Linked DNA regions of Homo sapiens: region 1 is linked to region 2. Evidence: read pairs that join two places in POLR2A ChIA-PET (ENCODE). Cell type or tissue: Panc1. All regions are shown on one strand. Links, peaks and the distances in the headings refer to the core of each region. The heading gives the core; the rest is flanking DNA.

The links. ChIA-PET counts read pairs that join two places held together with the same protein. Peaks named below come from ENCODE experiments on the same cell type or tissue, not always from the same donor. Only the 100,000 strongest peaks of a DNase experiment are listed, where the experiment ranks them.
Region 1: POLR2A ChIA-PET joins it to region 2 with 12 read pairs; 2 of 35 experiments call an interaction of 5 or more read pairs at or near these places.

What each region holds. Positions count from the first base shown.
Region 1 is chr1:236,065,678-236,070,070 of GRCh38, reverse strand. No RefSeq gene overlaps it. Among named protein-coding and RNA genes, the nearest start is that of NID1, 2.8 kb to the right of the region's middle. In Panc1, for the core only: no CTCF peak of the experiment used is centred there; a DNase peak (open chromatin) is centred at 1,970; H3K4me3 peaks cover 297 bases; H3K27ac peaks cover 322 bases.
Region 2 is chr1:235,957,152-235,961,544 of GRCh38, reverse strand. LINC02768 (long intergenic non-protein coding RNA 2768) reads left to right here. Exons shown (of 3, transcript NR_183724.1): 2 at 3,542-3,663. LOC105373215 (a long non-coding RNA gene) reads right to left here. Exons shown (of 5, transcript XR_002958490.2): 5 at 2,603-3,634. Among named protein-coding and RNA genes, the nearest start is that of LINC02768, 13 kb to the left of the region's middle. In Panc1, for the core only: no CTCF peak of the experiment used is centred there; no DNase peak of the experiment used is centred there.

The DNA.
Region 1 (4,393 bases), core at 238-4,237, 110 kb before region 2:
CTGGAGGTCTGATGATAATGAACCAGGAAAACGTTCATGGGAAAACAGGATGTAGAACTATAGGAATTAAACTTTACCCTGAAAAGCTTGGCATCTTCCCAAACATAGGTGGACATAATTGTGTTTTCCCAAGGTACTTTTTATCCTAATCGCCTTTGAAAACAGAATAAAGTGAACACCAAATCCTGCTTCACTCTCATCCTTTGTCAGAGTGTTTTTTTGTTTTGTTTTGTTTTGTTTTGTTTTTTGAGACAGAGTCTCGCTCTGTCGCCCAGGTTGGAGTTCAGTGGCGCGATCTAGGCTCACTGCAAGCTCCGCCTCCCGGGTTCATGCCATTCTCCTGCCTCAGCCTCCCGAGTAGCTGGGACTACAGGCGCCCGCCACCACGCCTGGCTAATTTTTTGTATTTTTTTAGTAGAGGCGGGGTTTCACCGTGTTAGCCAGGATGATCTCGATCACATGACCTCGTGATCCGCCCGCCTCGGCCTCCCAAAGTGCTGGGATTACAGGCTTGAGCCACCGCCCCCGGCCAAGGGTGTCATTTTTATCTGAGATCACAATTGAGTGTGGGTTGTTTAAAATACTCATGAATTGGCCGGGCTCGGTGGCTCACGACTGTAATTGCAGCACTTTGGGAGGCCGAGGTGGGCGGATCACGAGGTCAGGATATCAAGACCATCCTGGCTAACATGGTGAAACCCCGTCTCTACTAAAAATACAAAAAAAAAAAAAAAAAAAAAAAAAAAAAATTGGCCGGGCGTGGTGGCGGGCGCCTGTAGTCCCAGCTACTCGGTAGGCTGAGGCAGGAGAATGGCGTGAACCCAGGAGGCGGAGTTTGCAGTGAGCCGAGATCGCGCCAGTGCACTCCACGCTGGGCAACAGAGCGAGACTCCGTCTCAAATAAAATTAAAAAAAAAATTCATGAATTAGGCGAATTCCCTGGAATTGGAACACTAATACATTCACATCTATATGACATCTGGAAAATAAAAGAAAGCTCCATGGCCATACATGGTCAGTTACCAATCCTCACAGGAGAGTGAGATTAGAACAAATGCCTCCTTCAGAGCAATAGCCAATTGAGCTATTTTCCCACTCAGCTGCCTGGACTTTTGTCTGAATCGTCAGAGAGAAGAGTTACCTTGGGGCCGGGTGTGGTGGCTCACAACTGTAATCCCAGCACTTTGGGAGGCTGAGGCAGGAGGATCACCTGAGGTCAGGACTTCGAGACCAGCCTGGCCAACATGATGAAATCCCATCTCTACTAGAAATACAAAAATTAGTCGGGCGTGGTGGCATGCCTGTAATCCCAGCTACTCAGGAGACTGAGGCAGGAGAATCACCTGAAACTGGGAGGTGGAGGTGGCAGTGAGCCGAGATCACGCCACCGCACTCCAGCCTGGGTGACTGAGGGAGACTCCATCTCAAAAATCAAACACACAAAAAAAGAAAAGTTACCGTGGCTTCTTATAGACACACAGCCTGAGACCTGCTTCTTAAATTTTGTGTTTCTGCCTCATCAGGATGACAGCCATCAAGAAAAGAGTATAAATCTCAAAAGAGCAAGGTTTCATTTTTTTTTAAAGCTGGTATATTACAGAATTATGGGTACCATTGGTACTGCAGATATCAGATGATTCTTAAACATATCAGTGAGTTCTTAAATGGTTAAGAACTGTGCACATTATTAATGTGTATGCAGCATTGGGCTAGGCTCTGCGAAGTCAGGAAAACAAATAAAGCACATGGGCCTTGCCCCCAATGAGCTCTTATCCCCGAAAAACATACGAAATGACTAGAGAAAAAGACCGAATTATTATATACACTTAGAAAATGTCCAGAGCACAATATAAAAGTAAGTATTCGATGATGAATGTGTTTGGAACTACTAATTCTAAAGGAGTGACAGGGACACACTGTCCTAGTAGGAGACACAGCATCAATATTACGTCCTACAAGGACTGGGCAATGTGAGGCGAGTGCAGGGCTATAAATAGTAAATGACAGAGAATTTACCGTATATACTGGACTTACTCAGGCCAAGAGATACTGATGAAATAAAGGAGCACAAGCATGCACAGATAGATCGTGAGCATTATGTATAAACAATGGAGCAAATAGATCTTGTGGGTGGAAATAAAGGGAGAAACCTTTCCTTCCATAGATGGGCAGGATGGCGCGGCAGAAAGAATAATAGCTTTGGTGTCGGACAAACTGGATTCAAATCCTAGCTCTTTCACTACCTGTGTAAAACTGGGCAAGTTATCTAATCATTGCAAACCTTGTTTTCACTACATAGGGCTACTAGCTTGTGCAGTTATTAGTATTAAATTGAATGCTACATTAAGCATCTAGCAGAAGCAGCATTCAACAAGCGATATCTCTTGTTGGTTTGTGTATTTCTTAAAGCATCGCACTGTTATTGTTGTGTTTGTCTCCCTGATAGATTGTGAGCTTCTCAAAGAAAGGACTGTGCCTTAACGGTCTTGGCATTTTGAATTTCTAGTATAGAATCTGGCTCATGGTAGATTCTCAGTAAATATTGACATAATAAGAATCACGAAAACTGTACATTTAGGTAACAACGATGGTTTGATATTAACGGAATACTTACTTTGTGCCCAGCTAGGAGCATTTAATGAATCACCTTATCTAATCCTCACGACAATCCTTCGATTTTAACTATGAACATCCCATACAAGTGACAAGGATATTGAAGCTTAGAAACCTGCCCGTGCTTATACAGCCAGTAAATGGAGAGCCTTGACCTCAGCCAGGTTGGATTCAGGCTGTGCTGAACCAGCAAAGTAGAGAACTGCTCTCCTCCTGTAGTTGCTGAGGAAAGTCCCATGGATGGACCAATAGGAGTTTCAGAAGCTGCCTGAGTACCAAAAAGGGAGAGAATTCGTGAGAAGGGTAAGAGCATTCCAGGCACAGACTACAGCTTCAGAGACAGCTCTGATGTGTGACAGAGGCTGGGGTGGGGTTTTTTGAAGGAGGAGTGTTGAAGGCACAGGCCAAAAAAGGCCTACTGAGCTTGGGGTTTCCCTCAACCACAGGGCATGGGGAAGTCGTGGGGCCCGTGTCACGTGCGGGTGAAGATAGAGAAGAATCTCCATACAGAGATCCTGTAGCAGCTGAAACAGGCAGTGCTGGGGCCCAGAAGCCCAGAAATAGTCAGAAACACAGATGGCATAGAGTAGAGTCAGAAGTGCTTCTGGGGAGCAGGCTGGGGGCTCACAGTGCTGTATTGTTGGGAGGGAACTGAAGGAAAAGCACCATATTTGACAACAGACTGCAGGCTGCAGTAAAAGGTAGTAAACAGAGGGCACTTAATGCAGTGGTTATAAGTGGGGTCCTTGCAGCTGGAACACCTAGGGTCACTTACCGGCTCCCAGCTGCATGACCTTAGCAACATGACTTAACCTCTCTGGGCCTCTATGCCCCTTCTCTGTAAAACAGGGAAGGTCTGTTTCCTAGGGTTACTGTGAGTGCAAAATGAATGAATACTTGTAGAACACATGCTGTCTCTGATGGGTAATAAATGTTATTTCTGATGGCGAATGAATTCAAAAGAAAAAGACAAGTTCTCATGAGTAAATCAAAAGTGTTTTGCTTAGAAGGCATGTTTCCTTTGCTTTTTCTTCCTGTCTTTGCTGGTTCAGAACTCATGCCCCCTAAATTTTATACAGAATTTGCTGTTTTCTGAAAAATTATTATAAACTAGGTTCAAGGTCGTTACTTTTAGCTGCTGACAGGAAACGGGGACGTCCTGTTGACCGCTGATAGGTCTGACATCAAACATATCCAACTCCAGCTGTCCCAGATCCTCTTCCCTGACGTCAAAAGGCAGTACTGGTTTTCCAGTCCTCCAAGTGCAAACCCTTGAACTCAATTTTAACTTCGTTTCTTCTCCTCTTCAATGCCAATCTTATAATCAGGATTTGCTCCTTCTTTCATTTCAATGTTTTAGACTTGGTCCTCTAATAACTTACCTGTCTCTACTTTCACCCTAGTGCCAAAGTAACGATCAACCGATTATTCAGGATACCACTTAAATCGCTTATCTCCCTTTGTCAAGAACTTTCAATAGTTTCTTCTCCGAGTGACAGAGCGAATTCAAATTCCTAAATTTGTGATTCAAGGCTGTACTTCAACCGGTCCCTCCCCACATCCTCTGCTGGGGGATGGTGCCCTGAATAAACCCAGCTCGGTCCTCCACCTCCCTTCTCTGCCGCCTGATGACATCCCATTCCTTCCAGAGCACCCGGGTTGATTCCCGCCGTCCCACCTGCAGCTTTCCCCGCCAGTTTTTCCAGCCCTAATGTCTTTGATGACTTGGGGCCCCCATCTGACACTGGCTTGTGTTGTACACTGGTGACTTTGCCTCGGA
Region 2 (4,393 bases), core at 207-4,206:
ATATGGTGAAACCCCATCTCTACTAAAAATACAAAAATTAGCCAGGTATGGTGGTGCATGCCTGTAGTCCCAGCTACTCAGGAGGCTGACGCAGGAGAATCGCTTGAACCCGGCAGGCAGAGGTTGCAGTGAGCCGAGATTGCGCCACTGCTCTCCAGCCTGGGGACAGAGAGAGACTCCATCTCAAAAAAAAAAAAAAAAAAAAAAAGTGAACTCAGTCCTATTGGGAAGTAGCCTAATTTGAGCAGGAAACACCTTTGTGGCATTGAGATACATGTGGAATCCTTTAGGAGAGGGAAAAGAACTATTTGTGAAATTTGAGATCAACAGTTATACTTGGTGTGTTTAGAGGTCCGATGGGGTTAAGACTTGAATAATTCATAAGCGAGAGTTGGATTGTCAGCCCTATAGCTACACCCAACTGTAGATGAGCTGCTGGGCTCATCATCTCAGATCATTGTGCTCTTTCCTGTAGCGCACCAGGCAGAGTGTGTTCCACCCTTGTGCACAAGGAGCATAGGACTTGGAGTGGGAGGAACCTGAGAGCGAGTCTGGGCCTGCCATCTGCTGGGCCAGTCCCTTTACCTCTTTGACTCTCCTTTTGCTTTTTTGTAAAATTAGAATGTTACTATTCATCTCATTTTTATTGTGGAGCTAAATGAGATCAGTGAAAGTGCATTGCATATAGCAAGAACACAGTAAGTGCTTGCTGTTTCTTACTTTTGTATAGTGCTTTAACATTCACAAAATGATCTTACCTTTATTAAGTCTATGGGGATAAATATTGCTGTTACCATTTCATGAATGATTACATGGAGACACAGGGAGGTTAAGCCACTTAAGGTCTCACAGTTGGTAAATTTCAGGTCTAGAATTCAAACTGAGCTTTCTCCAGTTGCCAAAGCCCACTCTTTCTGCATGCCATGTCTTCTTTCCTGAAAGTGCATGCATGTGTCATGCATTCATTGGACACCTGCTTTGTGCCAAATGTTGGGCTTAAAGCAGGGTGCAGAGGTTAATCGGGGGATAGGGAATGTTGTGCCTGAGCTGGGTCTTGAAGGGAAAGAGAAGTTTGCCAAGCAGATAGAAGAGTGGGCATTCCTGATAAATGAATAAATAGTGTGTGCAAAGGTCTGGAGATGCTGCCTAAACAGTCTCAGATATGGCTGTCAACAATGGGCCACTCTTTAAGGGGGAATATGGGGACGGGAAAGACAGGCTCCTTGAACTCCATTCCTGAGGAATGACCATTAATTATGGATTATATCCCTGCCTGTGCTGCAGGAAGGGAAGAGGCAGAGGGCTGTCCCATCATTTCCTCACAGAATGACTGGTACCCAGGCACAGCGCTCATCCTGTGCTCTCTAACCCGGAGAGAACACGGCTCTAACATTCTCAGCAAAGAACCAGTAGCTTCTCCTGTCTTCCTGCAATTCCAGCCTACCTTTTCTGGTGCCGAGCCCCAGATGTGTGGCCTAGCTCCTACCTGACAGCTCCAGAAAACTCAGTCACGATCATAAAACAGAAGGAACAGACAGGTTCTGAAATGTTCATCAACCTCATTAGCATCAATGAATCCAGAGACTTTTTGAACACTGAAAACAGAGACCCAAAGTTTTAAGCCCCAATTATTTTTCTTTTCTATTTTTTTTTTTTTTTTTTTTTTGGAGATGGGGTCTCACTCCGTCACCCAGGCTGGAGTGCTATGGCATGATCTCCACTCACTGTAACCCCCACCTCCCCAGCTCAAGCAATCCTCCCACCTCAGCCTCCTGAGTAGCTGGGACCACAGCTACATGGCACCATGCCCAGCTAATTTTTTTTTTTTTTTTTTGAGACCAAGTCTCGCTCTGTCACCCAGGCTGGAGTGCAGTGGCATGATCTCGGCTCACTGCAACCTCCGCCTCCTAGGTTCAAGCAATTCTCTGCCTCAGCCTCCGGAGTAGCTGGGATTACAGGCCCCCTGCCACCACACCCAGCTAATTTTTGTATTTTTAGTAGAGATGGGGTTTCATCATCTTGGCCAGGCTGGTTTTGAACTCCTGACCTCGTGATCCACCCACCTCGGCCTCCCAAAGTGCTGGGATTACAGGCGTGAGCCACCGCAACTGGCCAATTTTTGTATTTTTAGTAGAGACGGGGTTTCACCATATTGCCCAGGCTAGTCTCAAATTCCTGAGCTCAAGTGATCCGCCCACCTCGGCCTTCCAAAGTACAGGGATTACAGGCATGAGCTACTGTGTCCAGCCCCAATTCTTCTTCTTTTTTTTTTTTTTTCCCAAGACAGAGCTTTTTTCCAAGACAGAGCTACTGTGTCCAGCCCCAATTCTTTTTTTTTTTTTTTTCCTCACTCTCTTGCATAGGCTGGAGTACAGTGGCATGATCTCTGCTCACTGCAACCTCTGCCTTCCAAGTTCAAGCAATTCTCCTGCCTCGGCCTCCCGGATAGCTGGGATTACAGGCGTGCACCACCACGCCTGGCTAATTTTTATATTTTTAGTAGAGACGGGGTTTCACCATGTTGGCCAGGCCGGTTTCGAACTCCTGACCTCAGGTGATCCGCCCATCTCGGCCTCCCAAAGTGCTCGGATTACAGGCATGAGCCACTGCACCCGACCCCTGTTCTTACATGAGCTAAAAAAAAAAAAAATCTATATGCTAGAGAAGCAAGGATTCATGGAAGACAAAATAAAATGCATCAGCTTTTTTAACTCATTGAAAATCTTAGACTATGAAATCATATCACTAGGCCATGTGAGTAAAAGGGTTTATACATCATTAGGTAATCTCCTGAGGTAAAACATCCTCTCTGAGTTTCAAACACATGCACCCATCCCTGACAAGCTGTAGACAGTAATAGGTATTTCCATCTACGATAAATTGTTCCAGTTGTTTGACAAAAGTTATTTCATGAGATTGTTACAGTAGGTAGCTAGTCAGACACAAGCAGGGCAGGAGAGGGCCCCCTGCACACACCAGGAATGTCAGGCGACCATCTAGTGATGGTCAGGCAGTTGTTAACTGTCTAGAATAATAATTGGTTGTAGCAAGTGCCTGGGAAATGTTGTCTCCCAATAGACAGAAAATACCTGAAACTGGTGATGAGCAGCTTCCCGATAAGATCTCAGGAGGTGGGCGAGTAGGCTAAGCACGCACACTAAGAGGCAAACTGGTGGAGTTTAACTGGTATACGACCTTCCTCTAGTAACACTCGACTGGTAAGGAAAGAGCGCCTCAAGTGAGCTTGTGCACAATTTTGGTAAACGCACTGCACTTGAGGCCCCTCCTGAGCGCTGGCAGGCCACCGCGCATGCGGACAGCCCACCCAAGGGAAGAATCAGAGGAGAAGGACCGCAAGCCCCTGGAAGCATGCTGAAGTATTAAACCCCAAGTCAAAGGTCAAACAATGCACTTGGTCTCTCAAGCCGCCCTCTTGGCCCTCTCCCAAGTGTACTTAACTTCCTTTCACTCCTATCCTAAAACTTTTCAAGAAATTTTCACTCCAGCTCTAAACTTGCCTTGGTCTCTCCTTCTGCCTTAGGTCCCTTGGTTGAATTCTGTGTTCTGAAGAGGCAAGAATTGAGGTTGCTGCAGACCTGTATGGATTCGCCACCAGTAACAAGATCTCAGAACACTGGAAAAATCGATGCACAAAAAAAAAAGGTTAGCGCTGACTGCAACACTCTAAAATAATGACCACTGTTTAGTCGTCAGTGATATTACAGTCTAATCTCATTTATAAATACATTTTTTAAATAAACAATCTCTTGAAGGATAATGTACATTCTGAAAAGTGCACAACTCTTAAGAGTACCTACAGCTCAGGGCATTTTCCCAAAGTCAACGCCAATGTAGAGAGTCACTTTTGAGGGTAAACAAGAATTTGAGGGAGAAAGAGGTTGTTAGCAATAAAGTGACATCCAGCTCATCAGGGGCTTTTCCCACTGTGATTACCAACAAGACCAGTGGTGCCAATGGACACAATTGTAGAGGAGCTTTTGGGGACATAGCATCAGATGCACTTGGTGGCATCCGATAACCACAACTTTGCTGTTCTGAATAAGGCAAATGGGCCAAGGGTCAAAAAGATAGATGGATTATAGTCCTTTGATGTCACCTGTATTAATATAGTGCCAGTCTTAGTATTTGATAGGGTGCTGAGGGAATGGGGAGGAATCTTAATAAGTATTCTAAAATTAGCTCTTAGAAACCTGGAGTTACATTTTGTTGGTTGCTTTGGTCAAGCAAAATAAAGGATAATATATAGCTTTTGTAGGTACCCTCTGGCCCCTCCTCCCAGCCTGTTTCCACCCCTCCTTCCCGCCTGTTTCCACCCCTCCTTCCCCACCTCCTCATCCCCCATGAAATAAACATTATAGTAGCACTCAACTGT